2 separate regions of the Homo sapiens genome follow, and region 1 is linked to region 2. Evidence: read pairs that join two places in POLR2A ChIA-PET (ENCODE). Cell type or tissue: OCI-LY7. All regions are shown on one strand. Each heading gives the region's core, and the rest is flanking DNA. Links, peaks and the distances in the headings are about the cores only.

Evidence for each region. Peaks named below come from ENCODE experiments on the same cell type or tissue, not always from the same donor. Only the 100,000 strongest peaks of a DNase experiment are listed, where the experiment ranks them.
Region 1: POLR2A ChIA-PET joins it to region 2 with 12 read pairs; 3 of 35 experiments call an interaction of 5 or more read pairs at or near these places.

The regions. Positions count from the first base shown.
Region 1 is chr12:32,409,218-32,424,799 of GRCh38, reverse strand. The region is part of intron 1 of FGD4 (FYVE, RhoGEF and PH domain containing 4); the gene reads right to left. Among named protein-coding and RNA genes, the nearest start is that of FGD4, 17 kb to the right of the region's middle. RefSeq lists enhancers at 4,595-5,581, 13,617-14,217. In OCI-LY7, for the core only: no CTCF peak of the experiment used is centred there; no DNase peak of the experiment used is centred there.
Region 2 is chr12:32,551,129-32,566,710 of GRCh38, reverse strand. FGD4 (FYVE, RhoGEF and PH domain containing 4) reads right to left here. Exons shown (of 17, transcript NM_001370298.3): 2 at 2,422-2,574. Among named protein-coding and RNA genes, the nearest start is that of DNM1L, 120 kb to the left of the region's middle. RefSeq lists enhancers at 1-81, 3,047-3,731. In OCI-LY7, for the core only: CTCF peaks have their summits at 5,803, 6,003 and 7,660; DNase peaks (open chromatin) are centred at 5,980 and 7,580; H3K4me3 peaks cover 2,254 bases; H3K27ac peaks cover 3,766 bases.

The sequences.
Region 1 (15,582 bases), core at 5,151-13,150, 140 kb after region 2:
TCAAAACCACAGTGAGATACCATCTCACACCAGTTAGAATAGCATTCATTAAAAAGTCAGGAAACAACAGATGCTGGAGAGGATGTGGAGAAATAGGAATGCTTTTACACTGTTGGTGGGAGTGTAAATTAGTTCAACCATTGTGGAAGACAGTATGGCTATTTCTCAAAAATCTAGGACCAGAAATACTGTTTGACCCAGCAATCCCATTATCGGGCATATACCCAAAGGATTATAAATCATTCCACTATAAAGACACATGCACACATATGTTGACTGCAGCACTATTCACAATAGCAAAGACTTGGAACCAACCCAAATGTCCATCAATGATAGACTGGATAAAGAAAATGTGACACATATACACCATGGAATACTATGCAGCCATAAAAAAAGAATGAGTTCATGTCCTTTGCAGGGACATGGATGAAGCTAGAAACAATCGTCTTCAGCAAACTAACACAGGAACGGAAAACCAAACACCGCATGTTCTCACTCATATATGGGAGTTGTACAATGAGAACACATGGACACAGGGAGGGGAACATCACATACCGGGGCCTGTTAGGGGGTTGGGGGCTAGGGGAGGGATAGCATTAGAAGAAATACCTAATGTAGATGACGGGTTGATGGATGCAGCAAACCACCATGGCACGTGTATACCTATGGAACAAACCTGCATGTTCTGCACATGTATCCCAGAACTTAAAGTATAACAAAAAATAAATAAATAAATAGCAGGAAATTCTGTCATTTGCAACAGCATGGATGAACCTAGAGAACATTATGTTAAGTCAAATGAGCTAGGCACAGAAAGACAAATACAGTATGATCTCAGCTTATGTGTGGAATTTAGAAAAGTCAAATTCATGGAAGTAGAGAATAGAATGGTAGAAGTAGGGAAAAGGTGGACAAAAAGAAAAAGAAAAAAAAAAAAACACTCCCACCAGTGCCATGACAGTAAATTTACAGATGCTGGCAACTCCTGGAAATTACTCTATATTGTCTAAAAATGGGAAGAACTCTTGGTTCCAGGAACTACCAGCTTCTTTCCTGGAAAACTCATGAATAATGCATCCCTTGCTTAGCATGTGATCAAAGATAACCATAAAAATAGTCAACCAGCAGCCCATGGGGCTGCTCTGCCTATGGAGTAGCCAGCCTTTTATTTATTCCTTCACTTTCTTTCTTTTTTTTTTTTTTTTTTTGAGATGAAGTCTCACTCTGTTGCCCAGGCTGGAATGCAGTGGCGTGATCTCGGCTCACTGCAAGCTTCGCCTCCCGGGTTCAAGCAATTCTCCTGCCTCGGCCTCCCAAGTAGCTGGGATTACAGGCGCCTGCCACCACGCCCGGCTAATTTTTTGTATTTTTTAATAGAGATGGGGTTTAACCATGTTGGCCAGGATGGTCTCGATCTCCTCACCTAGTGATCTGCCCGCCTCGGCCTCCCAAAGTGCTGGGATTACAGGTGTGAGTCACCGTGCTGGCCTATTCCTTAACTTTCTTAATAAACATGATTTCACTTTACTGTCAGCTTGTTCTTGAATTCTTTCCTGGAGGAAGCCGAGAACCCATGTGGCCTCTCTGGCCGAATCCCAATTTTGGGGTTCACCCAGTAATAAACCAAAGAGTTGTTTTGTTTTTTAGACTTTAGACAAACTGGATAAAGAATATCAGGAGGAAATGATTTTTCCATTGCTAAAGATAAACAATATCCTCAAGTTCAGTGATATTAAAAAAAGGGCAATAAGAAATTTACATCAGACAGAAAAGTACAGAGATTAAGAGCAGGGGTTTAAATCGTCACTCCCCCACCTACTAGCCATGTGAACTTGGAGAAAGTATTTAAACTTTATGGGCTTCTGCTTCCTCTTCTGTACGATGAGGGTAATAGTTCCCACTCGTGATGACTAAGCAAGTTTATACATGTGGAGCACTTAGAACAGCATCTAAAATGTAAGTACTCAGTAAATAATAGCTGACTCAAGTTTATAATTAAGAAGGCTAAGGAAGTAGCAAGATATATGAAAATGATATTCATATATACTATGTTTTTAATTTAGAAAAGGGGGAGGGGAATTTGTTAGTGTATTTTCTCAGTTATATAGTCTGGGAGAGTATTTAATAAACTATTATCTAGAGGCAGTAAATACTGTGCAACTACATTTTAAAATTTAGGCCAATCTACATTTCAATGTCACATAATTTTTAAAATACTGCCAATTTAAGAAGCTCCCAATTTGGGAGGCTGAGGCGGGTGGATCACAACGTCAGGAGATCGAGACCATCCTGGCTAACATGGTGAAACCCCATCTCTACTAAAAATACAAAAAATTAGCCAGGCATGGTGGCGGGCGCCTGTAGTCCCAGCTACTTGGGAGGCTGAGGCAGGAGAATGGCGTGAACTCGGGAAGCGGAGCTTGTAGTGAACCGAGATCCCACCACTGCACTCCAGCCTGGGTGACAAAGCGAGACTCTGTCTCAAAAAAAAAAAAAAAAAAAAAAAAAAAAGCAGCTCCCAATTTGAGATGCTTCAATGTGAAAAAAAAATGCACATTTTAGATTGAATGAAATAGATTAAGAGATGGAAAACAGTAACAGCAATATTCCAAGCATCAGATGTTTTATAGTCTCATCTTTTTCTTTTTTTTTTTTTGAGACAGAGTCTCATTCTGTCGCCCACACTGGAGTGTAGTGGCATGATTTCGGCTCACTGCAAGCTCAGCCTCCCGGGTTCACGCCATTCTCCTGCCTCAGCCTCCCGAGTAGCTGGGACTACAGGTGCCCGCCACCACACCCGGCTAATATTTTGTATTTTTTTTTAGTAGAGACAGGGTTTCACCGCGTTGGCCAGGATGGTCTCGATCTCCTGACCTCATGATCCGCCTGCCTCAGCCTCCCAAAGTGCTGGGATTATAGACGTGAGCCACTGCGCCCGGCCTATAGTCTCATCTTTTTCTATACAAGCTGTGAACTAAAATCCAGTTTCTAAACATGCATAGCTGCTTTTGTTTTGCTTTTGTTGTTGTTGGTTTTTTGTTTTTTGCTTTTAAAGCAAAGCCCACTAGAGACAGCACCACATATGTGACTGGTAAGGCAACAGCAGAAGAAAGGAGTCCTTTTATCAGGAGTCTTGACCTAAAAAGCCAAGTCCTAATAATGAAAAAACAATGAGCAAAGAAAGAGGAAGAAAATGGCTGTGAAAGAAGAGAGGACAGTGGAAATGGGATATGATAGAGAAAGCTACAAGATAAAAGAAATACAGAAATTCCTGACAATGTAACAAAGCATTCTGGGGGCTTTCAGTGGAGGAGCAGCCAGATCCTACAGACCAGCATGCTCTTGAAATAAGGCCCTACGACAACATCAGAAAGGATGCCAAGAAAATTGGAACTGTTAAACTAAAAGGGACATAAAGAAAGTCCAGTCCATGAATACTCAAAGAGAACAAAAAGTATACTATTCTCTAATACACCCCAGCACAAAATTGCTACACATTGCTGATGCGAGTATATGAATGGTGTAGACACACAAGGAAAGCTGAGTACCACTGATGTTATTTAGTTTGCAAGCTGGGATTACAGGTCAGAAAGAGTTACATCTGGCATTCCATCTCCTCTATAGCAAAGCCACTAAGTCATCTAGCCTCTCCTTGAATATCCCTCATTATTAAGAAACTCATGATCACTGCAGAACCCTAATTCCACTTTCTGACAGTGTTGGTAGAAAATTCTTATGTTTGGTTGGGCATGGTGGCTAATGCTGGTAAATCCCAGTACTTTGAGAGGCCAAGGCAGAAGGATCACTTGAGCCCAGGAGTTCGAGGTTGCAGTGAGCTATGATCATGCCACCATACTCCAGTCCAGGTGAAAGAGTGGAGACCCTGTCTCTTTAAAAAAATAAAAAGTAAAAAATAATTATTACATTGAACCAAAATGTACCAACTAGTTTGGGGTTCTTCTGTTTATTCAATATCTATTGAGCCCCTGAATGGACTTTGAGAGGCCCTTGAGGAGCAATGGATGACTACAGAATTAGGGGCTATAGGGCAGACACAGAGCAAAAACAAGAAGTTTGGTGAAGAAATTGAGGTGACTGACAACAGTGAAAGCAGGAGGAATTTTTTCTAGTCAGGGAAAGCTAGAAGAGGGCTGACCTCAGGTCCCAACCAGGAGATATGTGGGTCATAAAAGATGAACAACCGTCACTTGAGTGTCACCAGGGAATCAGTAATGTGGGAGAAAGCCAGGCTTCATGCAGAAAACTGTGTGGGTCTGTGTTGAAATTCAGGTTTTAGGGAATTTTCTAAACATAAAACTGGGGTTGCTCAAGACAGCACAGAAGGAAAGACTGAGGAAAGTGGTCAGCAATAAAAGGCAGTTTTGGAAGGGGCTAGGGAGGCAAGGGCTAAGCCAGAGGGATTGAAAGGGAACGGAAAGACATGCCCGGAAGAGCTTGCACCTAGGGCAGTAACTTGTAGTAGGTGCTAGATCCTTGTAAACAAACATGATCCAATGAGACAAGCATTAGATTAGAGATACACAAAAGCTGCCACAAGGAACTGTTAGGGCATGAAAACAATACCCCAAAATACGGCACTTTGGCATGCTGAACTAAGGCAGCAGCCACAGGGGCAGAGCAAGATGATGGAATAGAAGAAGCCTACACTGTTTGTCACCCCCCTCACCCCCAGGAGGAACATCAAATTTTAACAACTAACTACATACAAAAGGCAGCCATCTCAAATAACCAAAAATCAGGTGAGCATTCACAGTAGCTGGTTTTAATTTCATATCACTGAAAGAGACATTGAAGAGAATAGGAAAGACAGTCTTGAAGTGCCAATGCCAGCCCTCCCCCTTCTCCCAGCAGTGGCCACACGTGCAGATTTTGTGCTTTTGGGAGATGGACAGCACAGCAGTTGGGAGGCTTTGCTTTGAACTCAGTGCTGCCCTGTCAGTGATAAGCAGAACCAGGCTGCACTCAGATGACATCTAACCACGGAAGGAGCATTTGGACTGGCCTTAGCCAGAGGGAAATCACCCACCATAGCAGTCAGAGCTTGAGTTCCCACAAGCCTCACAACCACAGGCCAGAGTGCTCTGGGGCCCTAAGTGGTCTTGAGGGGCAGGTTAGGCCACAAGGACTGCAATTCCTAGGCAAGCCCTAGTGCTAAGCTGGGCCCAGAGCCAGTGGACTAGAGTAGGAGGCACACAACCTACTAAGACACCAGCCAGGGTGACTAAGGGAGTGCTTCTGCCATGCCTCCCCCATCCCCAGCAGTGGCTGCGTGGTGGGGAGAAATCTGTGCATTTAGTAGAGGGAGAATGCAGTGACTGGGGCACTTTAACTTAACTCAGTGCTGCCCTGTCACAGAGGAAACCTGGCAGGATTTACCCCCTGCTGACTAAAGAGCGCCAAGGCCCTGAATTATCAACAGCACTATCCAGGTAGTATACCATAGGCACTGGGCTCTGAGACATGCTGGCTTCAGGTGTGACCCAGCACATTCCCAGCTGTGAGGGCTACAGTGAAAGACTCCTGTTTGAGAAAAGCAGGGGGAAAATAAAGGAGACTCTCTGTCTTGCACCTCAGGTATTAGCTCAGCTACAGAGGGTAGAGCAACAAGCAGACTTCTGAGGTCACTGAGTCCAGGCCTAGGCTCTTGGTCAGCATTTCTGGACCTGCCCTGAGCCAAAAGGTGAGTCCCAGAGCTGGCAGCATTGGTCACAAGCTGACGGAAGAGCCCTTAGGCTTTAAGTATCAGTGATGGCCTGGCAGAACCCCCCCATAAGCCAGTGGTGATGGCAGCCACAGGGAGAGGATCTTCTGCCCGTGGAAAGGGGAGGGAAGAGTGGGAAGCAACTTGTCTTGTGGGTCACGTGCCACCTTAACCACAGTAGAACAAAACACCAGGTAAATATCTAAGGTTTTGACTTCAATCCCTGGTGTTCTCAGACAGCATCTATGAACCAATCTGGGGCCTAGGGGAACTCACCACCCTGGAGGGAAGGGCACAAACCTGGCTGGCTTTGCCACCTGCTGACTGCAGAGTCCTAGGGCCTGGAGTAAACTTAGGTGGTAGCCAGGTAGTGGTTACACCGGGCCTTGGGCAAGATCGAGTGCTATCCTGGCTTCGGGTCTGAACCGGTACAGTCCCAGTTGTGGTGGCCACGGTGTGCTGGTGACACCCCACCCCCCAAGGTCCAGGTGGTTTAGCACAGAGAGAGACTCCATTTGTTTGGGAGAAAATAAAGGAAGAGAACAAGAGTCTCTGCTTGGTAATCCAGAGAATTCTTCCAGATCTTATCTAAGATCATCAAGGTGGTACCTCTATAAGTCGGCAAGAACCACAGAGTTATTCAGTTTGGGCCCACATCCCCTCAAATACCTGAAAAGCCTTTCCAAGAAGGATGGGCACAAACCCAGACAGTGAAGACTACAATAAATACCTAACTCTTCAATGCCCAGACATAGACAAATATCTACAAGGATGAAGACCATCCAGGAAAACATGACCTCGCCCAAAGAACTAAGGCACCAGGGCCAGGCGCGGTGGCTCACGCCTGTAATCCCAGCACTTTGGGAGGCAGAGGCGGGCGGATCACGAGGTCAGGAGATCAAGACCATCCTGGCTAACACAGCGAAACCCCGTCTCTACTAAAAATACAAAAAATTAGCCGGGCGTGGTGGCGGGCGCCTGTAGTCCCAGCTACTCGGGAGGCTGAGGCAGGAGAATGGCGTGAACCCAGGAGGTGGAGCTTGCAATGAGCCGAGATTGTGCCACTGCACTCCAGCCTGGGCGACAGAGCGAGACTCTGTCTCAAAAAAAAAAAAAAAAAAAGAACTAAGACACCAGGGACCATTCCTGGAAAAAAACAGAGATATGTGACCTTTCAGACAAAGAATTCAAAAGAGCTGTGGTAAGGAAACTCAAAGAAATTGAAGATAACACAGAGAAGGAATTGATAATTCTATCAGATAAATGTAACAAAGAGACTGAAATAACTAAAAAGAATTATGCAGAAACTAAAAATGGAATTGGCATACTGAAGAATGCATCAGAGTCTCTTATTAGCAGAACAGATCAAGCAGAAGAAAGAATTAGTAAGCCTGGCGTTGGAGACCAGCCTGGTCAACATGAGGAAATCCTATCTCTACTAAAAATACAAAAATTAGCCAGACATGGTGACATGTACCTGTAATCCCAGATACTCAGGAGGCTGAGGCATGAGAATCACTTTAACCTGGGAGGCAGAGGTTGCAGTGAGCCAAGATCGCACCATTGTACTCCAGCCTGGGTGACAGAGTGAGACTCTGTCTCAGAAAATAAATAAATAAATAACATATAATGGAGCTCCAATACATCTAGCACTTTTCAGTGGAAACCTTACAGGCCAGGAGACCTTACAGGCATGACATATTTAAAATGCGGAAGAAAAAAAAAATTTACCCTAGAATAGTGTATCCAGCAAAAATATCCTTTAAGCTTGAAGGAGAAATAAAGACTTTCCCAGACAAACAAAAGCTGAGAGATTTTGTCAACACCAGACCTGTCCTACAAAAAATGCTAAATGGTACTTCAATCAGAAAGAAAAGGACGTTAGGCCAGGCGCGGTGGCTCATGCCCGTAATTCCAACACTTTGGGAGGACGAGGTGGGTGGATCACGAGGTCAGGCGTTTGAGACCAGCCTGACCAACATGATGAAACCTCATCTCTACTAAAAATACAAAAATTAGCAGACGTGGTGGCATGCGCCTGTAGTCCCAGCTACTCAGGAGGCTGACGCAGGAGAATTGCTTGAACCCAGGAGGCGGAGGTTGCAGTGAGCCGAGATTGTGCCATTGCACTCCAACCTGGGTGACAGAGCAAGACTCCATCTCAAAAAAAAAAAAAGAAAAAGAAAAAGAAAAGGACGTTAATGAGCAATAAGAAATCATCTGAAGGTACAAAACTCACTGGTAATGGCACACAGAAAAACAGGAATATAACATGGCAATTTTTGGTGTGTGAAATACTCTTAAGTAGAAAGACTAAACCATGAACCCATCAGAAATAATAACTACAACTTTTCAAGATATAGACAGTGCAATAAGACATAAAAAGAAACAAAAGTTAAAAGGGGAGGAGAAAGTTAAAGTATATAGTTTTATTCATTTTCTTTTTTGCTTGTTTATTTCTGCAATCAGTGTTGTCATCCATTTAAAATAATGGGTTACGAGATAGTATTTGCAAACCGAATACTAATTGTTGTGTTTTATGTGTGTCCATTGTGTGCATGTCCAACGTACAATGGACACCCAAAAAATAAAAAGAAATTAAAGCGTAACATTGGAGAAAATCATCTTCACTAAAAGGAAGACAGGAAAGAAGGAAAGAAAGAAGAGAAGACCAAAAAACAACCAGAAGACAAATAAAATGGTAGGAGTAGTGCTTACCTACCAATAATAACACTGATTGTAAATCAACTAAACTCTCTAATCAAAAGACATACAGTTGGCCAGGTACAGTCGCTCACACCTGTAATCCCAGCACTTTGGGAAGCCAAGGTGAGCAGATTGCTTGAGCACGGGAGTTCAAGACCAGCCTGGGCAACACAGGGAAACCCTGTCTTTACAAAAAATACAAAAATTAGCTGGGCATGGTGGCATACACCTGTAGTCCCAGCTACTTTACTTGGAAGGCTGAAGAAAAGGATCACTTGAGCCCAGGAGGCAGAAGTTGCAGTGAGCTGAGATTGAACCACTGCACTTCGGCCTGGGTGACACACAACACAAAGACATGGAGAGGCTGAATGGATAAAAATGCAAGGCCCAATGAGCTGTTGCCTAAAAGAAACACACTTCATTTATAAAGATACAAATAGACTGAAAATAAATGAATGGAAAAAGATATTTCATGCCAATGAAAACAAAAAAAGAGCAGGAGTAGCTATACTTATATCAGATGAAATAGGTTTCAAGAGAAAAACTGTAAGAAAACACATATAACGTCACTATATAATGATAAAGGGGTCCATTCAGCAAGAGGATGTAACACCCAGATATAAAGGAAATATTATTAAGAGCTAAAGAAAGAGGCTGGGCGCGGTGGCTCACGCCTGGTGGCTCCGCATTTGGGAGGCCAATGCGGGCAGATCACGAGGTCAGGAGATCAAGACAATCCTGGCTAATACGGTGAAACCCGTCTCTACTAAAAATACAATAAATTAGCCAGGCGTGGTGGCAGGTGCCTGTAGTCCCAGCTACTCAGGAGGCTGAGGCAGGAGAATGGCGTGAACCCAGGAGACGGAGCTTGCAGTGAGCCGAGACTGTGCCACAGCACTCCAGCCTGGGTGACACAGGGAGACTCTGTCTCAAAAAAAAAAAAAAAAAAAAAAAAAAGAGAGACAGATCCCAATACAGTAATAGCTGGAGACATCTAAATCCTACTTTCAGCATTGGACAGATCTTCTAGACAGAAAATAAACAAGGAAATATCAGACTTAATCTGCAGAATAGAACAAATGAACCTAATAAGTATTTATGAAACATTTCATCCAATGGCTACAGAACATCCTCCTGAGCATATGGATCATCCTCAAGGACAGATGACATGTTAGGTCACAAAACAAGTCTTAAAACATTCAAAAAAAACTGAAATAATAGCAAGCATCTTCTCTGACCACAATGAAATAAAGCTACAAATAAATAACAAGAGGAATTTTGGAACATATACAAACGCATGGAAGTTAAATAATATGCTCCTGAATGAACAGTGGGTCAATGAAAACATTATGAAGGAAATTGAAAAATTTATTGAAACAATAATAATGGAAACACAACTACCAAAATCTATGAGATACAGTGAAAGCAGTACTAAGAAGGAAATTTACACCTATGAGGGCCTACATCAAAAAGAAGAAAAACTTCAAATAAATAACCTAACATTCATCTTAAAGAACTAGAAGAGCAAGAGCAAACCGAACCCAAAATTAGAACAAACAATAAAGATCAGAGCAGAAATAAATACATTTGAAATGAATAAAATACAAAATATCAATAAATATCATTTGCAACAGCATGGATGGAACCAGAAGTCATTATGCTAAGTGAAATAGGTCAGTCACAGAAAGACAAACTTTGCATGTTCTCACTTATTTGTGGGTGCTAAAAAAATCAAAACTGAACTCATGGAGATAGTAGAAGAATGATTACCAGAGGCTGGGAAGTGCAGCTGGGGAGGAGGGGAAATGGGGATGATTAATGAGTACAAAAAAAAATAGAAAGAATAAGTAAGACTTAGTACTTGATAGCACAACAGGGTGACTATAGTCAATAATTTAATTGGACATTTTATAACTAAAAGAGTGTAATTGGATTGTAACACAAGGATGAATGCTTCACAGGATGGTTACCCCATTTTCCACGATGTGATTATTACCCGTTGCATGCCTGTATCAAAGTACCTCATATACCCCATAAATATATACACCAACTCTATACCCACAAAAATAAATAAATAATTTTTTAAAAAAAAAAGAAGTAGGCTGGGTGCGGTGGCACACGCCTATAATCCCAACACTTTGGGAGGTCGAGGCAGGTGGATCACCTGAGGTCAGGAATTTGAGACCAGCTTGGTTAACATGGTGAAACACTGTCTCTACTAAAAATATAAAAATTAGCTGGGTGTGCTGGTGGGCGCCTGTAATCCCAGCTACTCAGGAGGCTGAGGCAGGAGAATCCCTTGAACCCAGGAAGTGGAGGTTGCGGTGAGCCAAGATCATGCCATTGCACTCCAGCCTGGTGACAGAACAAGACTCCGTCTCAAAAAAAAAAAAAAAAAGTATCCTCAAGGTCTCTCTGACCTTCGCTCCCCTATCTCTCAGTTATCTTTCTGTCCAAAAGTACAAGATGAGGCTGTTCTCTGTAGTTCCTTCATCTACCTAGAAACTGGACCCCCAAAGAATACAATTGCCTTCAATCCTGTTGACAAAAAAAAGCAAATTCTGTAAAATATTTAAGGTTTATTCTGAGCCAAACATAAGTGACCATGGTCCGAAGTACAGTCTCCAGAGGTCCAGAGAAAGCACGCCCAAGGTGGTTGGATTATAACTTGGTTTTATACATTTTAGGGAGACTTCCAGATTGTGTCAGCAGGCTGCTGCTCCCACCAGATGCATAAGCCAGTACACACAAGCTCCCAGATGACCTTGAGGGCACAAATTACATGTTCAGTTTTCCCCAAAGATGCATGCAGCACAGTCCAAAGTGTGCCTTCCTCTGAACGCTTCTCTTAGACACAACAGTGGTATTAAAATTATGCATTATATTCCCCTTTCTAGGATGAAAATTACCAATACTGCTAACATACTGGTAAGTCATTAATATGACAGCATAATTTACACAGCACATTAATATGACGGCATAATTTACACAGCACGTAAATGTTACATGTTAGCCAACTTTCTGCAGAGTAAACGAAGATCATTTTGTTAAAAGTTTTTTTTTCTATAAATAGGTTTTTGGTAATTTTTTTTATATATACTTTAAGTTCTGGGATACACGTGCAGAACGTGCAGGTTTGTTACAAAGGTATACATGTGCTATGGTGGTTTGCTGCACTTATCAAACCATCATCTACATTAGGTATTTCTCCTAAAGCTATCCCTCCCCTAGCCCCCACCCTGTTGGTAATTATTTTTAATCAAATTGGCTATAATTTAAAAAAAATTTTTTTTTGGAGACAGAGTCTTACTCTGTCACCCAGGCTGGAGTGCAGTGGCGCAATTATGGCTCCACTGCAGCCTTGATTTCCCAAACTCAAGCAATCCTCCCACTTCAGTCCCCTGAGTAGTTGGGACCACAGGCATGCACCACCATGGCTGGCTAATTAAAAAAAAAAAAAAAAAAAAAAAAATTTCTAGAAAAGGGGTCTCTGGACAGGCGCGGTGGCTCATGCCTGTAATCCCAGAACTTTAGGAGGCTGAGGCAGGCAGATCACGAGGTCTAGAGATTGAGACCATCCTGGCCAACATGGTGAAACCTCGTCTCTACAAAAAATACAAAAAATTAGATGGGTGTGGTGGAGACTGAGGCAGGAGGATCGCTTGAACCCAGGAGGCGGAGGTTGCAGTGAGCTGACATCGCGCCAATGCACTCCAGCCTGGCGATGGCGCGAGACTCCATCTCAAAACAACAACAACAAAACAAAAAGGGGACTCCCTATTGCCCAGCCGGGTCCTGAACTTCTGGGTTCAAGCAATCCTTCCACCTAGGTCTCCCAAAGTGCTGGAACACAGGTGTGGGCCACCATACCCAGCCTATAACAATTTCATAACTTCCAATTGAAGGAGCGCAAGGAATTTCCACCCCAAAACACAGCCTCCTGAGATAATGAGTATTTTGAATTAAAAGCCCTTAAAAATCAACAGGTATTAGGAATAGATTTTTCCTCTGTCTACATAAACACCAGATAGACCCAACAAAAACAATACTTTTTCCTTCTCTCCATTATCTCACAATCTACTGCAGAAAAGATGACCAAGAATGTAACCAGACCTAATCAGATCTTTCTACAAAATAACGTCTGCCTCTCGGGATCACTCCATTTCCAAAGAGAATCATTTACACATCAGTCTCTGTTCCCTCATCCATTCATTCTCCACAGTAATCAATTATTACTCAGCAGAATACCAATATTCCCTATCTCCTCTTCCCCTCTGAAATAAGATTATGTAAGTATTTGGGCCCCATTGGGATACTGGGCAATCATTCTGTGATTCTCACGTGTGCACGTTAATAAATCTGTATGCTTTTTCTCTATGTGCCTTTTTTTTTCTTTTGAGATGGAGTCTCGCTCTGTCGCCCAGTCTGGAGTTCAGTGGCGCAATCTCGGTTCACTGCAACCTCCACCTCCTGGGTTCAAGAGATTCTCCTGCCTCAGCCTCCCGAGCAGCCGGGACTGCAGGCGCCCGCCACCACACCCTGTGAATTTTTGTACTTTTAGTAAAGACAGGATTTCACCATGTTGGTCAGGCTGGTCTAGAACTCCTGACCTCAGATAATTTGCCCACCTTCGCCTCCCAAAGTGCTGGGATTACAGGCGTAAGCCACTGCACTCAACCAGTATGCCTTTTTGAGTTGATTTTTATACCGCATTGTACTTGAAATGGTAAGCAATGACCCCTCAGTATTCTTCAATTTGGGGTATCTTATAATTTATATGGTTCCACATGCTGACTTTTCACCTCCTAGCATGTGTTTGTTGTTGTTGTTGCTGTTGTGAGACGGAGTCTTGCTCTGTCGCCCAGGCTGGAGTGTGGCGGCGCGATCTCGCCTCACCGCAACCTCTGCCTCTCGGGTTCAAGCAATTCTCCTGCCTCAGCCTCCTGTGTAGCTGGGATTACAGGCGTGTGCCACCACGCCCGGCTAACTTTTGTATTTTTAGTAGAGAGGGGGTTTCACCATGTTGGTCAGGCTGGTCTCAACTCCTGACGTCGTGATCCGTCCGCCTCGGCCTCCCAAAGTGCAGGGATTACAGGCTTGAGCCACCGCGTCCCACCCACATGTTTTAAAAATACAAATGAGCGGCCGGGCGCAGTGGCTCACACCTGTAATCCTAGCACTTTGGGAGGCTGAGCCGGGTGGATTGACTGAGGTCAGGAGTTCGAGACCAGTCTGGCCAACCTGGTAAAACCCCGTCTCTACTAAAAATACAAAAATTAGCCGGGCGTGGTGGCGCGCCTGTAATCCCAGCTACACAGGAGGCTGAGGCAAGAGAATCGCTGGAACCTGGGAGGCGGAGGCTGCAGTGATCCGATATCTCACCACTGCACTCCAGCCTGGGCGACAGAGTGAGACTCTATCTCAAAAAAAAAAAAAAAAAGAAAAAAAAAAGAGTTCATTGTAAAGTCATTGTGCTTTTTAAGACTATTATTAACATGTGGCCTAAAACAAAACCCTGTCAGAGGCTCCAGGGGACAACCCCAGCCTTGCAGAGCAGGGTGGACATTTGGCATTTTGTTCAAAGTTGCACTGAGGCTCAGTGCGGTTCCCAGAACTGTGGTAGCTCCCTGGTTTCCACAGACACTGCAGTTGATGAAGGCTGACAGTTTAATTCCAATGAACGGATGTGCATGTGCGACGGGCACAGCAACTGGGTTTGTTTTCACTCTATTCTCGCTTAAGTGAGGCAATAATACAAAGTTGACTGTGGGCTCCCAGAACACTTGCTGGTGCTAATGCCTACACTGTCAACTGCAATTCAAGAACCGATGACAAATTCAAGACAATGCCCTGCAAATGATGCCAATTTCTTTTTTTTTTTCTTTTTGAGACACAGTCTCATTCCATTGCCCAGGCTGGAATACAGTGGTGTGATCACAGGTCACTGCAGCCTCAGCCTCGCCCTTTGGGACTTCAGCAATCCTCCCACCTCACCCTCCTGAGTAGCTAAGACTACGGGCCATACTGGCAATTTTTTTTTTTTTGAGACGGAATCTCGCTGTGTCGCCCAGGCTGGAGTGCAGTGGCACAATCTCGGCTCACTGCAAGCTCCACCTCCCAGGTTCACGCCATTCTCCTGCCTCAGCCTCCCGAGTAGCTGGGACTGCAGGCGCCCGCCACCAGACCCGGCTAATTTTTTGTATTTTTAGTAGAGATGGGGTTTCACCCTGTTAACCAGGATGGTCTCAATCTCCTGACCTCATGATCCACCTGCTTCGGCCTCCCAAAGTGCTGGGATTATAGGCGTGAGCCACCGCACCAGGTCCATACTGGCAAATTTCTTGACTTTTTTTTTTTTTTTTTTTGAGAGACAAGACAAGGTTTCACTACGTTACCCAGGCTGATTTTGAACTCCTAAACTCAAGCAATCCTCCCAATGTGGCCACCCAAACTGCTGGTTTTACAGATGTGAGCTACTGCGACTGGACCAAATGATGCCAAATATATTCCTGAAAACAAACATACACACAACTTCTAAAGTGTGATCAATGCATGACTAGTCTAGCTTTCATAGTTCAAATAAGACTAAATATTTGTGTGGATTTTAAAAGATATACCTATTCCAGGGGTTACTGGTAAGGTTTAACCAACAATCAATCACTAAGGCAATTATTTCTGGATCCCATCACAGACATCAGTAACAGGCAGCTGGGGAGACATGGAAGGTTTTTGACTATGGCAAAGATATGATCCATACTCAGATTTAAGAAAAATTACTGGGGGGAGGCTGGGCACAGTGGCTTACACCTGTAATCCCAGCACTTTGGAAAGCCGAGGCAGGCGGATCACCTGAGGTCAGGAGTTTGAGACCAGCCTGGCCAACAGTGAAACCCCGTCTCTACTAAAAATAGAAAAATTAACCAGGTGTGGTGGCAGGCGCCTGTAGTCCTACCTACTTGGGAGGCTGAGGCAGGAGAATCACTTGAACCTGGGAGGCGGAGGTTGCAGGGAGCGGAGATCGCACCATTGCACTCCAGCTTGGGGGACAAGAGTGAGACTTCAACTCAAAAAAAAAAAAAAGAAAAAAAAGAAAAATTACTGGGGGGAGGAAAGAGTTATATAGAATGAATAGCAACACTATTGTTGAGAAATAG
Region 2 (15,582 bases), core at 3,021-11,020:
TTCTCTCCACTAAAGAGTAAGAAACACTCATTACTGGGTACTGTTGATTGACTTACTGACCAATCTATGTGGCAGCTCATCTGACAATACTAAGATGTAGCCTCGTTTCAGGGACGTTGGTCCCTGCATGGCGCATGTTCAAAGTTTTAAAGAATAGCAGAAACAAAGGGGAAGAAATGCAGCAATATAGCAGTGTTATTGAAGACTGGTTATGTACTATGTGAGCGGACACATAGGCAGAAAAAACTGAGCTGATGAGTAAAACATACAGCAGGTCAGGTTGTAATGAATGAGAAAAAATAAAGTTCATACGGAGTGCTGTGGTCTGAGTGTTTGTTTGTGTCCCAAAATTCATGTTGCCATCCTCATTCCCAAGGTGACAATATGAAGAGGTGGGGCCTTTGGGAGGTGAGTAGGTCATGAGGACTGAGCTCTCATTAGTCAAATTAGTGCCATTGAAAAGAGGCCCCAGAGAGACCTCTCACCCCTTCCACCCTGTGAGGTTATAGTGAAAAGATGGCCATCTATGGACCACAAAGCAGGCCCTCATTACACTCTGAATCTGATCTTGGACCCACCTGTGGACCAGAAAGCAAGCCCTCATCAGACCCTGAATCTGATCTTGGACTTTCAGATCACAAAACTGTGAGAACTACATTTCTATTGTTTATAAGCTACCCAATTTATGGTATTTTGTTACAGCAGCCTGAACAGACTACAACATAGGGAAATATAAAAGGGCAGGGTGAAAGGTGAGGTTAAAATTTTAGCCATGGGTATCAGGGAAAGGCCAAACACTGCCTGAAAGTATTTTGAAAAAGAAGTATAAAGTACTCCATGATTTATTTAATATCTGCAAATATTCCCTTTAGTTAGAAAAGTATATATACATAATTAGCCCATATTTAACATAGGAAGTAAATATGTATTTAAATAACTATATCGTGGCTTTAATATAACTACACAACAGCAAAAGCAAGGTTAAGTGTTGTCTACTTAAAAAGGGGATTATTTTGGCACATGCAACTCAGAAAGGACACTCTTATATCTCTCAATACACTGACGTTGGAAAACAACGAAGTATTGCACTGCATCTTCCAAAAATAAAGGCTTTTTAAGTAATGAAATTCTTCCTTTGATCAGGAAAATTACAACTACAATTGTATTCATTATTAATATTCTTACCTCACACTGGATCTTTGTCAACTCGGGTCTAATGGGCGAAATGGAATTTTATATTTTGGAAATAAAAAGGCTTAAATCATGGTCAAAAAAAGTCCTATGTTTATATTCACGTCAATGCTATAAGGGAGCAGTGTAGTCAAAAGAAATGGTTGTAAGCTCATGAATAGGCTACTCATCTGAATCATCAATTATCTGACCTTGCTTGATAGTGATATTCCATACCACCACAAATATAATTGTAGTGAGAACAAGACAAATATCCCATAATCTAGAAGATTCATTTTAAACTCGTTCTAAAATTTTCTTTCAGAAATCCTTAAAACATACAACTTTAAGGAATAACACCACTTATTTTATAATGCATGCTCTAGAATACATTTTTCTTTGCAAGAACAGGAAAGAGAACTAAGTAAACACAAAATAAATAAAAATAGAAACTGATTTTTCCCAACTGTAGTAATTCTGACAATGCCCAGTATTATTTCTCATATCTGTTTAGCATTCACTATAAATGAAAATCTGTAAGGAAGAAACTACACATTAAACTGTAGGGTAGCTTAGCTTTTGTGTTCCATTTCAAAAGGCCTTGCTCTCTATCATCAAAACTATAATTCTGTGCTTCTCAAAGTTAATACCCAGTTCACTGGAAATTTCTTTGTAAAAGGAAATGGTCACTGAAAAAAATCATTCAAGCTTCCTACCATTATGGCTTTTTCTTTACCCTCACTGGCCACTCAATCCTGAATGAAGGGCTGTTACTGTTCCTTTCTGCGGAAGACCTTACTATCAGGTGTTTTCATGCCCTACCTCCTTAATATTTTCAAGTCACATGCTTGATAAGTACACGAAGTGCTGTTTTAGAATTATGTTTTACAGATACTGACATCTAGCAAATCATTTCTTTCTAACAGTAGCTCCAAACACATTTATTACACAGACAGTAAGTCCCTGTACTAGATCAGGCATAATAAAGAGATCACAGTTCCGTTAAGATGACATGCAAACAATTTCAGCAACATGAAAAGATCCATATAGAGAAATGTATGTTGTTTCAGGAGCAGAACAAATAGCAACCTCTGCCTGAGAAGATGCACAGATGGACTCTTCTCTAAAAAATAATGTACCCAATTCCTTCCTTCTAGCTTAAAACACTTTCTTTGTGGCCATCATTTTTCTGGTTAGCCTTCATTGATCAACAACGTACCCACCCCGAACACAAACTCCCAGTGAGCATACCTTGTGGCTTTGGACTTGCAGCTGAGTGTTTTGCTGGCCTGTTCCCATTTATTCCCTGAGCCTCTTCTTCAGATACATTCTCACCAACCAGTGTGGTTGTGCTGCTTGTGGAGCAAGGTGGAACTAAAGCGATCTTTGGACAGGTACTGCTGCCTGCAAGAGTTCAGAAAGAAAGGGCAGGTAAGTATGGAGGCATATCACAATACTGCCTTATAAGTTAAATTTCCCCTCTCCCACTCCCTCTCCCTCCCCCTCCCCCTCCCTCTCCCTCTCCCCTTTCCACGGTCTCCCTCTCTTTCCACGGTCTCCCTCTGATGCCGAGCCGAAGCTGGACTGTACTGCTGCCATCTCGGCTCACTGCAACCTCCCTGCCTGATTCTCCTGCCTCAGCCTGCCGAGTGCCTGCGATTACATGCCCGCGCCGCCATGCCTGATTGGTTTTCGTACTTTTTTGGTGGAGACGGGGTTTCGCTGGGTTGGCTGGGCTGGTCTCCAGCTCCTAACCGCGAGTGATCCGCCAGCCTCGGCCTCCCGAGGTGCCGGGATTGCAGATGGAGTCTGGTTCACTCAGTGCTCAATGGTGCCCAGGCTGGAGTGCAGTGGCGTGATCGCGGCTCGCTACAACCTCCACCTCCCAGCCGCCTGCCTTGGCCTCCCAAAGTGCCGAGATTGCAGCCTCTGCCCGGCCGCCACCCCGTCTGGGAAGTGAGGAGCGTCTCTGCCCGGCTGCCCATCGTCTGGGACGTGAGGAGCCCCTCTGCCTGGCTGCCCAGTCTGGAAAGTGAGGAGTGTCTCTGCCTGGCCGCCATCTCATCTAGGAAGTGAGGAGTGCCTCTTCCCGGCCGCCATCCCATCTAGGAACTGAGGAGCGTCTCTGCCCGGCCGCCCATCGTCTGAGATGTGGGGAGCACCTCTGCCCCGCCACCCCGTCTGGGATGTGAGGAGCGCCCCTGCCCGGCCGCGACCCCGTCTGGGAGGTGAGGAGCGTCTCTGCCCGGCCGCCCCGTCTGAGAAGTGAGGAGACCCTCCGCCTGGCAACCGCCCCGTCTGAGAAGTGAGGAGCCCCTCTGCCCGGCAGCCACCCCCTCTGGGAAGTGAGGAGCGTCTCCGCCCGGCAGCCACCCCATCCGGGAGGGAGGTGGGGGTCAGCCCCCGCCAGGCCAGCCGTCCCGTCCGGGAGGGAGGTGGGGGGGGTCAGCCCCCCGCCCGGCCAGCCGCCCCGTCCGGGAGGGAGGTGGGGGTGTCAGCCCCCCGCCCGGCCAGCCGCCCCGTCCGGGAGGTGAGGGGCACCTCTGCCCGGCCGCCCCTACTGGGATGTGAGAAGCCCCTCTGCCCGGCCACCACCCCGTCTGGGAGGTGTACCCAACAGCTCATTGAGAACGGGCCGGGATGACAATGGCGGTTTTGTGGAATAGAAAGGGGGGAAAGGTGGGGAAAAGATTGAGAAGTCGGATGGTTGCCGTGTCTGTGTAGAAAGAAGTAGACATGGGAGACTTTTCATTTTGTTCTGTACTAAGAAAAATTCTTCTGCCTTGGGATCCTGTTGATCGGTGACCTTTTACCCCCAACCCTGTGCTCTCTGAAACATGTGCTGTGTCCACTCAGGGTTAAATGGATTAAGGGCGGTGCAGGATGTGCTTTGTTAAACAGAGCTTGAAGGCAGCATGCTCGTTAAGAATCATCACCACTCCCTAATCTCAAGTACCCAGGGACACAAACACTGCGGAAGGCCGCAGGGTCCTCTGCCTAGGAAAACCAGAGACCTTTGTTCACTTGTTTATCTGCTGACCTTCCCTCCACTATTGTCCTATGACCCTGCCAAATCCCCCTCTGCGAGAAACACCCAAGAATGATCAATAAAAAAGAAAAATAAAATAAGTTAAATTTCCCCTGACCCCATAAAACAAAAACAGTCATAGTTACAAGACTAAGCATAGAAACACTTTTCCCACATGGGCTGGCCTTGACAAAGAGTTTTCCTGGGAACTATCTCATTCCATGTGCTTTAGGAATCTTATAATGGATGTTGACAGAAGACTGTTATACACAGGCCTCCTCTCCTTGCAGGGCCACAGAAAGGGCAGAACGCAGCTGCTACAATGTAGGCGAAGGAAAGGACGGAATTAATCCGTTAAAAGCCTTCCTTTTTAGTGTTGGGTCTGTGGCTAGTCACAGAGCAACTCAAAAGAACAAAGGAGGAAAGCCCAACGTGACAGCTGACCTAAAGACTCTAGAAGAATGGCTCGATTTGAAACTAACAAATACACACATGCGCCCACGTCCACACACACACCCTCTCGCCCACTAGCTTACTCAGACTCCACATCAACATCCATGACATACGCTAACGGTGACCCATGTTTTCCAAAGAAAGGATGGCAAGATTATACAGATAACATGGTCACATTTATATAGAACTCAAAAACTCCAAAATGTTCTTTAAAATCACACAAATACATCATGAGACATAGATGAAGAGGAAGGATTAAATGTTTGTTCACTTTCTGGTATAAAAAGTTATATGTTGAATTTCAGAGACTTTTAAAGAAGTCATGTGTCAGTGTTCTCTATTATGCATATTAGATTTCCTTCTCTTCTGGTTGACATGGTGATATTAAGACCACTGACTCTGCTTCAGAGAAAATAAAATTTCTACCAGGAAATTCAGTATAATTGAATCAAAGAATGCAATTTAAGGAATTATCATTTGGTTAAGAAACAAAGAGTTTCATTTTTTATAGAATCCAAATATCTCAAAGAGAACTCAGAGATTTTTTTAAGCCTTAATTATTGAAAACAAGCTATTTTTAAAAAACCCAATCAACTTTCTATTGAGTAAAAAAAACCCAAAAAATTCTTAATCCAATTCATTATTAAATAATATTGATTAGAAACCACATTTGGGCCAGGTGCGGTGGCTCATGCCTGTAATCCCAGCACTCTGGGAGGCCAAGGCGGGTGGATCACCTGAGGTCAGGAGTTCAAGACCAGCCTGGCCAACATGGTAAAACCCCGTCTCTACTAAAAATACAAAAATTAGCCAGATGTGGTGGTGGGCGCCTGTAATCCTAGCTACTCAGGAGGGTGAGACAGGAGAATCACCTGAACCCAGGATGGGGGGAGGTTGCAGTGAGCTGAGATCGCACCATTGCACTCCAGCCTGGGCAACAAGAGTGAAACTCCATCTCAAAAAAAAAAAAAAAAAAAAAAAAAACAAAACCCAACAAAGAAACCACATTTCTGCTTTATTTTCTGTTGCTCTCCTTAAAATTTATCTTGGTAAAACAGATTTTGGAAAATATCAAGAGTTCCAAGTATTGTCTCAACAGTTCTTTCAGAGCCAATACCAAAACAGAAATTAAATGACGCTAGGAATTTGAGACCAGCCTGGGCAACATAAGACCCTGCCTTTACTTAAAAAAAATAAAAATTAGCTGGGCATGGTGGTGCGCGCTTGTGGTCCCAGCTACTGGGGAGGTTGAGGTGAGAGGATCTCTTGAGCCCAGGAGGTTGAGGAAGCAGTGAGCTATAATCACACCACTGCACTCCAGCCTGGTCAACAGAGGGAGACCTTGCAACTCTGAGAAAAGAAAAAAAAAGGCAGGGGTGGTCCTCATCAGACATACTTCTGCTAAAATGGTTTATCAGCGAGATTAAGCATTGTTTAGTAAAATATAACAAGAATTTAGAAGGCAAAAGTAATGAAAGATTGACAGATTATTATTAAAATTATAAAAAGGCTGGGTGCAGTGGCTCACGTAATCTCAACACTTTGCGAGGCTGAGGCAGGCAGATCACTTAAGCCCAGGAGTTTGAGACCAGGTAGGCAGCCATGGCAAAATCCTGTCTCTTCAAAAAAATACAAAAAACATTAACTGGGTGTGGTGGCATACATCTGTAGTCCCAGCTACTTAGAAGGCCGAGGTGCGAGGATGGCTTAAACCTGGGAGTTTGAGGCCACAGTGAGCCGTGATCACACCATTGCGCTGCACTCCAAAATGAGTGACAGAGCGAGACACCATCTCAAAATAAATAAAATTATAAACAGAAGAAATACAGTTGAAACCTTTACATGTGTAAGCTTATCTATCTTCTTGGAAAAAAGTATGTGAAATAGGCAAAGTATATCCCTAAAATCCACAACACATCATGCAACCACTTGGCCTTTCAGGGGGAAAATCTGGATGCTTTTTCACAGTGATACTAAGAATGGCTTAAAGGCCACCTTTGAGCCTACTAAAGGCCACCTCCCGGGGTCTAGTGAAGGATGGCTGTACAGGCCCCAACAGTGCAGAGCCACAGCTCAACTACAAACTAGAGGAAGAAACTAATGTAATTGTAAATTGAGACCCTGAGACATCATCAATTTATAAGAGAAAGCAGCAACAATACTACACAAAGGGGGCAGTTAATGGGTTAAATGAGAAAACAAATTACGTTGAGTCTTTTTAAAAAGGTCATCACCATTACACATTAAAATATGAAAAATGTTTGACAGTCTATTTAGAAATAAAACATGTCTTACCTAAATATTAATTTGAATGAAAACTAGGCACTTAATTTCTAGACAGCAAACTTTCAGGGTATGGTAGGTTTCGCAAGTGTCATGTTTACAGAGAATATCTCCCACGAATGTGCCAAAATGCGTGCAATAAGAGATCAACTGTGCATCTATTTTTAAAATAAGTTCATCAAAGTCATGATTACACATCTTTTGCCAGAGGCAATTAGATCAACATTTCAGAACATTGTTTATTAAAACAAGTCTCTAAATTTCAGCCACTATCACAAAGCATGAAAACATGGTGAAGGACACAGAGAACATTTACATTTTTAAACATTTGTTTAAAAAAACAAAAAGGCAATGACAAATACATAGAGATCATACGTGGCTGCAAGGCTAAAAATACTATTAATAATTATTTGGCCCTTTACAGGAAAAAAATGTACGGACCACTGGTATAGGTTAAACAAATCATGGTAAAAGAAGTTTGCCTAAAAGAAGCACCCTTTCATTAAACACTTCATCTGCTAACATCTTGGATAATAGCAACAAAAACTGAAACTTTTTGTTTGTTTATGACTGACTTAGCCTACTCATATTTGGAAACAGTCCTTATTTGGGTGTCAGTTGCCTAACAGGGAATTGAAACCAAAATTGTAACCAGATGGTCTCTCATTCAAGAAGTTTTACATTAACTCTAGAGGTTCTTTGATTGCAAATTACAATATCAAGAAGAACCAGTAGGGCTGATTTATAATTATAAACAGTTACCTTAGAAACAGCCATAACAAATTACAGTATGTTAGTTAGCATGGGGAAGGAGAGGTATCCGATTTAAATACTATCTCCTCTTGAGGACTGGTCATCTTTTTAACCACTTTTTAGTATTAACCCATTTTGTACTCTGACCTTGGGTTGCTGACCTATGCTTGCTGGGTTGTATCTCCTATAGGAATCCCTAGACATACGCCAACCTCAAATATTCTCAATTAGCCTCACTGTTGACTGATATAGCTCCCTCGTTCCAACTGCAGAGGTTGCCACTATGGCTTAACTTTCCTTTATCTGTCTTTTTTGGCATTTAAACAGTCATGCGCTAAGTCACACTTTTGTGTGGTAGATATGCCCTACGATTGGTTAGGGTGACTTTTGGCTACTATTTGCTAGACTCTGTTATAGGCTGTTATATTACATTTTACCAAATCATTCTTGAATTATTGTTTCGCATTTTAAGTTTGGACCCTCTCTTTGGCTATCCATTGCAAAATCCACTCAGTTCTCTGATTCTTCGAGCCTGACCTCTTACCACAGTGTCCATGAGCTCAGATCACAGCTTTATACGGTCTTGCTTATACTGTCTCATCCATCCATGCACTGGGTCTCTAGCCCAGGAGATCTCAATGGGGTCCACCCTTTGGGACAAGCATCTCTTGGATTTAAGAGGGAAGACACAGTTTTCTAGGGTAGACGATCTTTATGGGAGCATATTGTCCATAAGGATAAACATACTTTAAAAAACCAAAAACCACTTTATTTGCATTTAGTTTTCACTGTCTCCTTAGTGTACTACAACCTGTGAGAATTACTTAGATTTGTCTTGCATGACTTTTGGCACCATAGCACTTTTGAAGAACATGGTCAGGTATTTTGTGGAATGTCCCTCAAATTGGGTTTCTGTTATTTTCTCATTATGAGACTGTGGTTATGGGTTTGGGGTAAGAATATCACAGAGGCAATGCACCCATCTCACTTTATTATATTAATATCACTGCATGATAGCAATATGATTATCATGTGATGTTAACCCTGGTCGGCTGATGAGGTGGCATCTACCAGGTTTCTCTACTGTAAAACATTATTATAAAACATTTTTCAACAGTCTTCTATCATAACTCCCAAAACTCCCCCATTTGTCCCATAGATTGCAGATTACATCTCCCATATGCTAGCTAAAACACCTAGATTAAGAGATCAATTGCCTTTTTTAAAAAAAAGACATTAAGGTTATAAAACTCATAGTTTACAACTCTCTTGCTATGGGGAACAAATCCATAGCCAGGAAATTTATTTGAGTGTTATTTCAAACAGCTCCCCAAACTTCTAAACCTGAATAATAAATTTTCTAGAAACATAATTATCAAGCCACAAAGGTTCTTCAAAAAGAAAATCTGATGAAGAGTTAAAGAAAGTTCCTTGGACCTAGGAACTGCATGCACTTCTAGGACTCTAATCTACAGTAATAGCCCTGTACATGTAAAGGTAAATATAACACTATAGAACATATGCAGCAGACTGGGAATATTTCCAAAATATAAATAATTGAGAGGTCTCCAAGACATTATTAAACTGTAGAATATGTATAATATCTCAGTTTTTAAAAAGAATAAGTTATAGACAAATGTATAGAAATGTACTGAAAGAGAGGGAAGATAGCACACCAAATGTAACTTTGGGAATTGCAGATGGAGGTGAGGTGAGAGAATGAATGAGAATTTTCATATTTTGGTCTGTTAACAGCTATATCATTTAAATCTTTTATAATAAAAATGTATTTATATATCACTTATATTTTTAAAAATCTATGAAAGTCACCAAGTATACATATCACAGAGACTTTTAAAAAAGCATATCCCTGCTGGGCATCGTGGCGCAGGCCTGTAATCCCAACACTTTGGGAGGGTGAGGCGGGCAGATCACCTGAGGTCAGGAGTTCAAGACCAGCCTGGGAAACATGGTGAAACCCAGTTTCTACTAAAAATACAAAAAGTAGCTGGTCATGATGGTGGGTACCTGTAATCTCAGCTACTCAGGAGACTGAGGTGGGAGAATTGCTTGAATCCGGGAGGCGGAGGTTGCAGTGAGCCAAGACTGTGCCACTGCACACCAGCCTAGGTGACAGAGTGAGACTCCATCTTAAAAACAAAAAACAAAAACATATCCCTTACATTTGTACATCCATGTTCACAGCAGCATTAATTCACAATAGTCAAAGAGTAGAAGCAGGCCTGGCGCAGCAGCTCACACCTGTAATCCCAACACTTTGGGAGGCTGTGTCGCCCACCACCATGTGCAGCTAATTTTTGTATTTTTTAGTAGAGACAGGGTTTCACCACGTCGGCCAGGCTGGTCTCGAACTCCTGACTTCAGGTGATCCACCCACCTTGGCCTCCCAAAGTGCTGGGATTACAGGTGTGAGCCACTGCGCCCAGCAGGAAATTCTATCATATGCTACAGCATGGATGAATCTTGAGGACATACATAATGCTAAGTGAAATAAGCCAGTTACAAAAAGAGAAATACTGTATAATTCCACTTTAAAATCATAGAAACAGAAAATGGAATGAAGGTTTTGAGGACCTGGGAGGAAGAAGAAAAGGGAGTTATTGTTTAGTGGGTGCAGAATTCAGTTTTGCAAGATGAAGAGTTCTGTGGATGATAGTGGTGAATGTATTTAATGACAGTGAAATGTACATTTAAAAATGGCTATGATGGCAAATTTTAAGTACCTTTTACCACAATTAAAATTAAAAAAAATTTTAAAGCATACCCCTTGTTTAACCAAGGAAAAGTCAAGAAATATTAAGCTGTTCTTATCTCTGACATGGCAAGAAACCATATTAAAGGCTCTTTAAAATTAAAGTGCCTGGCCAGGCATGATGGCTCATGCCTGTAATCCCAGCACTTAGGGACGCCACGGAGAGAGGACTGCTTAAGATAAGAGTTTGAGACTAGCTTCGGCAACACAGCAAGACACTATCTCTACAAAAAGTAAAAAAAAAAATTAGCTGGGCATGGTGGTGCACACCTATAGTCTTAGCTACTTGGGAAGATTACTTGAGCCCAGGAGTTTGAGATTGCAGTGACCTGTGATTGCACCACTGTGCTCCAGCTGTAACAGAGTGAAAGACCTTGTCTCGGCTGGGCGCAGTGGCTCACGCCTGTAATCCTAGCACTTTGGGAGGCTGAGGCAGGTGAATCATGAGGTCAGGAGATCGAGACCATCCTGGCTAACACGGTGAAACCCCGTCTCTACCAAAAATACAAAAATTAGCCGGGCGTGGTGGTGGGCGCCTGTGGTCCCAGCTACTCGGGAGGCTGAGGCAGGAGAATGGCGTGAAACCGGGAGGCGGAGCTTGCAGTGAGCCGAGATGGCGCCACTGCACTTCAGCCTGGGTGACAGAGCGAGACTCCATCTCGAAAAAAAAAAAAAAAAAAAGACCTTGTCTCTTAAAATTAAATATTGAAGTGCACTTGGATTAGTGCTTGGTTCTCGTCTCCCACTTGCACCCACACTTCCATGCCTTCCACATGTTGAGATTATCCTACACTTAAATCTCTACTGCAGACCTCACCCGTCTCCAGATTTACACATGCAGTTGCCTACCAGCATCTTCCCCAGTATGTCTAAGAGCCATCTCACTATCAACAGATTCATATCTGAACCCCTCATCACCCAACTCTTATCTAAAAGTAGCTGCCTTAAGGTTTTCTCTGAATCAATAGTAATAACTCCATTTATGCACAGGCTAAAACCTTGGAAACACCCCAAATCCTCTTTTTCTCTCATACTCTACATCCTATTCACCAGGAAATCCTGGTGGCTCTACTTTCAAAATATTTCCAGATTTTACCATCTAGCACTATCTCTGGTGCTACTATTCCAGCCTAAACTACCATAATTTTTAACTGAATTACAGCAGTAAGACCCCTGCTCCTTCCCTTGTTCCCAGTGCAGTCCATATTGTCAAACCAGGACCAGAGAGACCCTTTTAAAACCCAAGTCAGATCCTGTGCTTAAAATTCTCCAATGGATCCACATTCTACTGAGAGTAAAATCTCAAGTTCTTTGCAGTAGTTTGTAAGCTCTATAGGATCTGGCCTTAGCCCCATTACCACTTTTACCTTATGGCCACTATTGCCCCTTGGGCATTCCATTCCAGGCACACTGGCTCCTTGCTATTCCTCCAACAGGCCGAGCAAACTACTTGGTGCTGGAAAGTTCTTCCCCCCGATTATTTTGAGGCTAATTGCTTTATCTTTTTTAAATCTTGGCTCAAATTGCATCTTGTCCACATGGACTACCCTGACCACACTATTTAGTTTTATTGCTAGTCCGACCCCTACTTTATAGTTTATTTTTTTCTGTAGCACCTATGGCTTTCTAACAAACTACATTATTTACTTACTTTTTTTATTGTTTATTGTCAGTTTTCCCTGGTTAGAATGTAAGCTCCAGGAAGGCAGCAATTGTGCTCCTGACAAATCCCAGGAATACCACCTGTCACAGGGTAGATGCTCAATATGTATTTGTCAAACAAATGAATTCTGGAGACCTTGGGCAACTTTCTCTGTTTGCCAAAATTCTTAGTTTCTATTTCATAAAAGATGTTTTCTAAATTCTGACAATATGGAAATATCTAGAGCCCAACCTATATAAAATTTGATATTTCCATTTAAATCTAAAATCCAAAACATTCAAAGTTATTCTACCAAAATCCTCAATATTCAGTTAAAACAAACAAAAAAAAAGTTAAAAGCTATACATACCCAAATAATTTTTTCACAACCCAGAAGCAGATTGGTAAGCATCTGGAATTGTAGAACTCTCCAGATGTTTGTCTTGATAAAAAATAGTAACAGTAAAAAAAAATCCCAGTTATTGACTGAATGTTTCTGTTATTATTTTCATTTATCATTATGTTTTTGAGACAGGACCTCACTCTGCCACCTAGACTGAGGTGCACTCACAACTCACTGCAGCCTCAATCTGAGCTCAAGTGATCCTCCCACCTCAGCCTCCTGAGTAGCTGTGACTACAGGCATGCACCACCACGTTCAGCTGATTTTTTAAAAATTGGGGTTTCTGTTGCCCAAGCTGGTCTCTAACTCCTGGTGTGAAGCAATCCTCCTGCCTCAGCCTCCCAAAGTTACGGAATTACAGGCATAAGCCACCATGCCCAGCATGTTTCTGTTTATTATTTTATTTACATTTACTAGGATCACTAACTTATATGCATTATAGGCTGCCAATATTTGAGACTCATCATACAATGCTACCTAAAATTAAAGAATGTCATACTGTCAGGTAAAGCAAATGGCTTGAGATCTTTTGAGTTCAAAGGTAATATAAACTCAAAATAAGACTTGAAGGGAGATAACTACAGATATTCAATATTTTTAAAGGTCTCATGGTTGGATGAGCACAAATACAAAGTGTAAAAAGGCAACTTTGACTGTTATCTTTCTTAAGCATATCAACAATGTGGCCACGCAGTTGACAGAAATGTACAGCCTCTCAAGACAAAAATAATTTTTAAAACAATAATTTTCAGACTAGAAATATTTTGTTTTCCCCAAATTATACTCCATAATTATTTACTGAGTGCCTTTTGTTTGCTACCCTGAAAGGATAAAAAGGATAACACTAAGATTTCTAAAGAATATTATTGTCTGTGGCACCTTAAAAGTTAGAATTCTGTTAGAACACAACCTGCTATACTTGTCCTAATTCCAATTTTGAATAGGAGCTGATAAGACCCATGGCCACAGTGCCTGTTATAAGAAGACTGTGTATTGCTACAATAAAAATTTGGGCTCCAGAGGTCCAACACTCTGCTCCACCACTCTCGGGATGGCCATTTGTTGTTAGAGGACATGTGTCCCTGCATAGACATGTTAAAAGTGCATACTCCGGCCAGGTGCAGTGGCTCATGCTTGTAATCCCAGCACTTTGGGAGGCCGAGGCGGGTGGATCACCTGAGGTAGGGAGTTTGAGACCAGCCTGACCAACATGGAGAAACCCTGTCTCTACTAAAAATACAAAAAAAAAAAAAAAAAAAAATTAGCCAGGCGTGGTGGCGCATGCCTGTAATCCCAGCTACTCAAGAGGCTGAGGTAGGAGAATCGCTTGAACCCAGGAGGTGGAGGTTGCGGTGAGCCAAGATCGCGCCATTGCACTCCAGCCTAGGCAACAAGAGCGAAACTCTGTCAAAAAAAAAAAAGGTACACTCCATGATGACTCTTGCATTGGAGCTGGCCAGTGTGCTCTGCTGTACCTTGGCATGCTGTTTTCTTAGGTAGAGACTGAACTTACCACTGCAACAGGAAGGCAGCTCTCCCTCATATTTGCCCTCACTACTGCCCGAGTTCCATGTACTAATGGAGGTTTCCCTTTCTGCTGTGTTCAACTAAGAATGTTGGTTAAAGCCGAGAGTGGTGGTTCACGCCTGTAATCCCAGCACTTTGAGAGGCCAAGGCAGGCGGATCACCTGAGGTCAGGAGTTCGAGAGAAGCCTAGCCAACATGGTGAAACATTGTCTCTACTACAAAAAAAAAAAAAAAAAAAAAAAAATGCAAAAATTAGTCGGGCATGGCGGCGGGCGCCTGTAATCCCAGCTACTCAGGAGGCTGAAGCAGGAGAATCGCTTGAACCTAGGAGGTGGAGGTTGCAGTGAGCCGAGATTGAGCCACTGCACTCCAGCCTGGGCGACAGTGTGAGACTCCATCTCAAAAAACAAACAAAGAAACAAATAAAGATTACAGAAAGATCTAGCTATTTACAGTACACAAATTACTCTGTGTCTACAGGGATGACCAGAGTGGAAAGTGGGAGTAAAGAGAAACCACAATCAAGTACATGTGTCTCTTTCTGCCTGCTTACAAAAGGCAATTCTAGTTGACACCATCTTGAGCTGGAGGAGGTTCGCAGACTGCTGTGCTTTATCTGAAAATTGTTTCCAATTCAGCTTAACACCCATTTCTTGGTCCCTTCTTTTACAGCTAAGCATAGCAATATGGAAGAGACTGGGCAACAGATTTATTAAAACACCTCGTGTTACTGCTTTGTTGGTGGTGACAAATGGGCCTGAGAAGTTGCCCATTCCACAGGATAAGATAAATGCCGAATTTTTAAACGATCACATTTTTTCGCCAGAGCCTAAGATTCATAATAGTTTTGAGCTTTAATATCAGTGAATACATCATGAAGAACTCCACGCATATTACTGTGCAGATAGGCCTGAAAACTGATGGTATATTTTTCTGGTATGATCATCCGTATCAAAACTCAAATGCTAGGCACATGCACACTTAGGCAACTTTCCTTGATCCCTAAAAGCATGACATTCGGCTGTTTGGATACCAATTGTATCAGTTATTATATATCGTTAAGCACTAAATACAGTTCTACAGCAATCTAAACATTCTTCAAGTCAGCCCTGTCAAATAACCCTCATTTTCCTGAGGTCAAATCATGGCTTTTCCATTTACTGATGATCAGCTGGGTGAATGACTTACTTTCCCTGTACTTCAATTTTGTCATCTATAAATGAAAATTCATAGGATTCATAATAGTATCCACCTAGGTTGCTGTGAGGATTCAAGTATTAAATTCTAGTGAGCATACTACAACAGTAGCTAGCACATGGTATATCTAAAATAGTTATAACTATTTGAAATTACTAACACTTATGTAATAATGCTGCATGATGCCAGGGGAGCGTTCCTTAGTCTCTGCTCCTCCAGCCTCCTAAGCCTCTTACTTGCTGTCTCCTTCTAGGTCTGCCCTGTCTGCTCCTATTTGCCCTCACTACTGCCTGAGTTCTATTTTCCTACCACCCAGCACTTGCTCATGCTGGCTTTAGCACCGCCTGTTAGCT